2 separate regions of the Homo sapiens genome follow, and region 2 is linked to region 1. Evidence: chromatin loops called from intact Hi-C (ENCODE). Cell type or tissue: ovary. All regions are shown on one strand. Links, peaks and the distances in the headings refer to the core of each region. The heading gives the core; the rest is flanking DNA.

What was found. Peaks named below come from ENCODE experiments on the same cell type or tissue, not always from the same donor. Only the 100,000 strongest peaks of a DNase experiment are listed, where the experiment ranks them.
Region 2: a loop joins it to region 1, with 4 times the contacts of the local background. A loop is called at or near these places in 2 of 110 quality-filtered maps.

The regions. Positions count from the first base shown.
Region 1 is chr9:6,243,652-6,246,571 of GRCh38, reverse strand. All of the region lies in intron 2 of IL33 (interleukin 33), which reads right to left. The region is part of intron 2 of LOC107987046 (a long non-coding RNA gene); the gene reads left to right. Among named protein-coding and RNA genes, the nearest start is that of IL33, 29 kb to the right of the region's middle. RefSeq lists a silencer at 2,648-2,747. In ovary, for the core only: no CTCF peak of the experiment used is centred there; no DNase peak of the experiment used is centred there.
Region 2 is chr9:6,183,797-6,186,716 of GRCh38, reverse strand. No RefSeq gene overlaps it. Among named protein-coding and RNA genes, the nearest start is that of IL33, 31 kb to the left of the region's middle. RefSeq lists an enhancer at 1,592-1,691. In ovary, for the core only: no CTCF peak of the experiment used is centred there; a DNase peak (open chromatin) is centred at 1,796.

The sequences.
Region 1 (2,920 bases), core at 230-2,729:
TTTATTTTTTTGAGATGGAGACTCGCTCTGTTGTCAGGCTGGAGTGCAGTGGTGCAATCTTGGCTCACTGCAACCTCTGCCTCCTGGGTTCCAGCAATTCTCCTGCCTCAGCTTCCTGAGTAGCTGGGACTACAGGCGTGCGCCACGGTGCCCAGCTAATTTTTGTATTTTTAGTAGAGACGGGGTTTCACCATGTTGGCAAAGATGGTCTTAATCTCTTGACCTCGTGATCCACCCACCTTGGCCTCCCAAAGTGCTGGGATTACAGGCATAAGCCACCGCACCCAGCCGGTTCCACCTCTTAATACTATCGCAATGGTAATTACATTTCAACATGAGTTTTGGAGGGGACATTCAAACCATGGCAGTCCTTATAATAAAAAATGTCTTTATCTTTTTCTGCCCCCAATATATTTCTCCTGAATTGCCTATCTTGAGAAATAGTACAACTATCTATCATTATCCACCCAATTCTTTTTTTTTTTTTTTTTTTTTTTTTTTTTTTTTTGGAGACAGAGTCTTGCTCTGTCACCCAGGCTGGAGTGCAGTGGCGTGATCTCGGCTCACTGCAAGCTCTGCCTCCCGAGTTCATGCCATTCTCCTGCCTCAGCCTCCCAAGTGGCTGGGACTACAGGCGCCCGCCACCATGCCCAGGCAATTTTTTGTATTTTTTAGTAGAGACGGGGTTTCACCGTGTTAACCAGGATGATCTCAATCTCTTGACCTCATGATCCGCCCGCCTCAGCCTCCCAAAGTTCTGGGATTACAGGCTTGAGCCACAACACCTGGCGTCTACCCAATTCTTAAATCAAAAAGCTGAGAATCATTTATTTTTCCTTCTTTCCATTCTTACAATTCATTCAATCTGTCATTAAGTCTTTTTGATTTCACCTTCTGAATATATCTGAAATCTAGTCCGTCCTCTCTATTCTGTTGTCTTAGGTCACACCTTCATCATTAGTCCCTTAGATTAATGCAGTAGACCTCTAACCAGTTTCTGTTTCTACTCTTGCCTCCTCACTTTATCATCACACTACTATCATCACACTTCACCAATGTGATCTCTGTAAAGTAAAAATATTTTATCATTCCTCAGTTCAACATTTTCAATGATTCCCTACTGTCTACAGGATAAAGTCAAATCTCCTTTACTGTAACAGATCTTCTATGGATAGACTCAAACTAAAGGGGTTGATCTCTACTCAGTTCTAGCCAACTATTGCCATGCAAGATATGGACCCAGTGTTTCTAGATCTTTGGATTTTTTTAGAGAAACTATACACATTTAGATTTTCATTAAAAATATCCTATTTTTTAAAAATTGACTCAATTAGAAAATATCAATAACACCGTTCAATCCTAATAAAATACTCCTGCTGGATGGATCTATCCCAAGGCTCCCATATTGTGACCTCTGGCTAGATCCATGAATGAAGACGGCTGGATTTTTAGGGAAGAGAAAGTGTTGATGGATGTGGGGGAAAGAAAGTAGGAGAAGAGGAAAGCCTGACCCTGGGAAGTAGGGAAGTAGCTTCCTGGAAACGGGGAAGGGAAGGGTTGTGAGAGGCTTTCCTCCAGGTCATGAAGTCCTGTACCCTGCTGGCATTAGAGGCAAAATGCCCTGTGGGTGACCACAATGTGGGACTGACTGTGGGGACACCTGCAGTGGTTGGCTACTAAGTTTTGTAGCATTGTGAACTGTGGCTTGTGTTGGATCCTGGTAGCTCAAGAGAAGAGAAGGAATTAAATGTGCTTTCTTGCCTTGTGTCTTGGCATCTTAGAGCAGCAGCTTATTTAGAAAAACAAGATATGACATATCTTGCATTTTGAGTTGAGAAGCAGTTTACACCTGTCACATACCCCAGAGATATCTGTCAAATTTTTCACCAGGATTGTTTAAATAATCACAGTTTTAGTGCAGTAACTCTATCCTGCTTGCCCCCATCTGTGGGTTTACTTTCCATGATTTCAGTTACCCACAGTGAAATACAATAAGATATTTTGAGAGAGAGAGCAGACATTCACATTATTTTCATTACAGTATGTTGTTCTAATTGCTCCACTTTTTTGTTGGTTATTGTTAATCTCTCATTGTGCCTAACTTATAAATTAAACATTATCATGGGTATGTATCTGTAGGAAAAAACATAGTATATATAGGGTTCATTACTATCCATTGTTTTAAGCATCTGTTGGGTGTCTTGGTACATATTTCCTGCAAATAAGAGGGGAGGACAATATTTAACTGAGCCAATATTATTGGAAAGAAAGATCTGTTAAGGGCCAATTAAAATAATGTGATGTATTTGTAAAGCCATACAAATGAGTTTGAGATTATTTTTATCACTGTCCTCTAAATGGTATAGGTAAGTAGTTAGGGCCACTGTTCCCTTAAAGGAGGGGTTACATTTTAACTTTTGTATCAATACCACCAACTCTGGCATAAACTCTAGCCCACTCCCTCATTCCAGTTTCTATAAAGAGCCCATACTTCCTGAGGTACAAAGAAAATGTACTTTTTATGAGAGGCAATTTAGGGATGCAAAGTCACTGAGTCACTGTTTCTACAGAGAGCATTTTGACTCAGCTACAAGTAAAAGGATTGGTTCTGCTGTGATTTCCTGGTTGTTCAGAAACCACAGTCAAATTAGTGCTTTCCCTGGTCACCAAAGAACAGTGTGGGTGGGCCACAGCCTCAGGGAAGACAGAATGAGACAGAAATGATATTAACTCTGCTTTCTTTTCTAGCCTTAAAGATGTACAGAGAAATGGAAAGGAGCATGAAGGACAAGGTTATGCCAGTCCCCACCATCATTCCTTATCCTCCATTTTCTTTCCTGTTCACCAAGGCTCCATTAACTTACTTTTGTGTTACTACTCCCATATGAAAAACAGATCCTAAAATTGCATGCTTTCTGGC
Region 2 (2,920 bases), core at 277-2,776, 60 kb after region 1:
TCTTGCCTGCTGCCATGCAAGATATGCCTTTGCTCCTCCTTCGCCTTCCACCGTGGTTGTGAGGCCACCCCAGCCATGTTGAACTGTGATTCCATTAAACCTCTTTTTCTTTTTCTTATTCCTCCCCCTTCCCCTTCCCCTTCCCCTTCACCTTCTCCCTCCCTCCCTTCCTTCCTTCCCTTTTTGTTTTTGTTTTGTTTTGTTTTGTTTTTTTGGGGATGGAGTCTCGCCCTGCCACCCAGGCTGGAGTACAGTGGCGCCATCTCGGCTCACTGCAACCTCCACCTCCCAGGTTCAAGCAATTTCCCTGCTTCAGCCTCCCAAGTAGCTGGGATTACAGGTGTAAGCCACCGTGCCTGGCTCCTAAACCTCTTTTCTTTATAAATCACCCAGTCTTGGGCAGTATGAAAATGGACTAATACACTTACATATAGCGATCCCCATATTTCTGGAGACTATGGAATTTAGCCTCTGCTTTGTTTTAGCTTGCTAATAGAAAATTAAAATGTTAAAGTTTCAAAAAAATTATTCTACAACTTCACTCAGAGGCATGACTTGGTTTGGTTTGGTTTAAAGGTGGTATCCTTTGCTGTTTAGGAGAAATAATATGTGAACTAAAAGAATCCTTTACAGTAAATATATAAAACTCATTATTTAAAGAAATATAGCACCTGCAAGTATGATAACAGCTGCCTTCATTTAGACATAGCTTTGTCTTTAGCCAGGAACCTTAATTAACTCAGGATTCTTAACACAATCCTGAGAAATACAGAGTTAGAAAGGAAGGTTGTGCACATTTACTGAGTATCTATAATGTTCCAAGCTCTGTCATTATAACCTGCTGTCTCTATTTTATTTAGTAAGTTTAAGAAAGGTTTTGAGAGGGTCATAGAAAAACATATCATTGGAGAATTATCTAGAGAACCAAAAGAGGACAAGTCTAAAAAGAGACCATGGTGAGCCTCAGTTTCAGGCCATCTTTTCTTCTCATTCTATGTATTCTCCCAGCTTCATTTTATTCATGCCAATATCTATACTTACCATTTATTAATGAATGATTCTCAAATCTACATAACAATTCAGACCTCTCCGCTAAATTCCTTTTTACATATCCAGCTGTTTTCTGAATATCTGCCTTGGATGACCCACAGGCTTCTCTGAAGTGTCATGCCCCAGATGAAAGTATTTTCCTGCCACTCAGCTCCTGTTCCTTGTTTCATGGTCCAGTGAATGGCACCACCATCCACTCTATTGCCCAAATCACCTATGCAGTTTCCTTGGCTTTTTATTTTCCCTCACTGTTCTCTATCCTACCCCATCCCCCAATCTAATAAATGGCCAAATCCTGTCAACTCTATCGTCCAAATATCTCTGGAATCTACATGCTTCTTTCCATCAGCCACTCAGCTAAGCTTTCAGGCGTTAGAGTAGCTGATTAAAAATAGCCAAAATGAAAGTAACAGTCAAACCTTGACTCCCCTTTGTTTCATTTCCCCCAGTGGAACAGTGTGTTGGTGGAGTCAACTCACTGTTTAGGGATCTCCAACCAAAAGGCACCTGCAGTTTTATGGACCCTGGAGCCAGAAGTGAGGAAGAATGGGAGGGCTGCAAGTAGAAAATATCGAGTACTGAGTCAGAGTGGGTAAAGTGTCTTCAAGCTTCCCTGAAAAGAAGAAGACTTCCAAATGGAGGTGCCTGGGCCATGAATGCAGATATGTATAAGAGCATAGCTGGCCAGGAGGCCTGAATCTTTGACTGCAACTCTCCTCAGACACTGCAATGCATTGGCTCTGTACCAAGTCTGGTGTGGGAAGGGCAGCTTTTCCTATGAGGCCTTCCAGGCAAAGCCTTTGCAATTGCCTGTGGCTGGGCCTGAAATATCACACATACGGTTTTGGCCAGGAGTTAAACTCCTCACTCCTGAACCCCAGTTCTGCTACCTGAGCCCAGGCCACCATCCTCTCTTACCTCCAGAATTACAGCAGCCTCCTTAATGGTCTCCTTGGAGCCGGTCTTTGCCATCTTCCAATCTGTTTTCCATAAAGCAGCCAGAGGGATTGTTATAAAACACAAATCTGACCTAATCATGCCTGTATCAGTCAGGGTCCCAAAAGGAAATAGACTTTAATTCAGATGGTTCAAATGAAAAGCTTTGATGAAAGGGCTACTTACAGAGGTGTGGGCAGAATGAAAGAGACTAGAAACAGGGGAAGCCATATTTATCTGTAGGTCTGAAGAGACAAGAAATAGTTACTCAGTGAAAGCTGGAGCCACAAAAGGGCTGCCTGGCAGGACCTGTGTTCAAGGAGGGATACATTTACTATCGGGTGTAGCACTGAAGCAAGGGGACCCAGGGAAAAGGCACCGCATTGGCTGAACCCATCTGGAAGCCAGTAGGCAAGGGAGAGTGGGTGACAGACCCTATGGGGATCTGATTTCCAGGGCAGAGAATGGATCTGGAGGTATGGGAAACAAAAGAACCAGTGCAACTCTTCTACTTAACACCCAGCCATGTCTTCACATTGCATGTAGGGTAAAGTCCAAGCTCCTAAATTTGGCTTCCAAAGCCTTCCTGATCTGGGCTGAGCCTTTCTTCGCAGTTTGTATTACACACTTCATCCTGAGCTCTTGCTCTGTACTTTCGCCATACTCAACTTACTTTCGTTCTCTCCTATCCAGGCCTTTGTAAGGGTTATTCTCTATCCCAGAAATATTTTCTCCAACCAACCTCTCTTTAATCTGTATACATCTTTCTCACTTTTCAGATCTCAATTTAATTGTCACTGTCTGCAGAAATTCTATTGTCACATGGCCCTGACTAAGCATAGTGTTTTCTCATGGATTTCCATATCCTTCTTCCACATCAAAGCCTCCAATAAATTTCCAGTCACTCCCACTGTACTGTAAGCCTTGCAGAGCA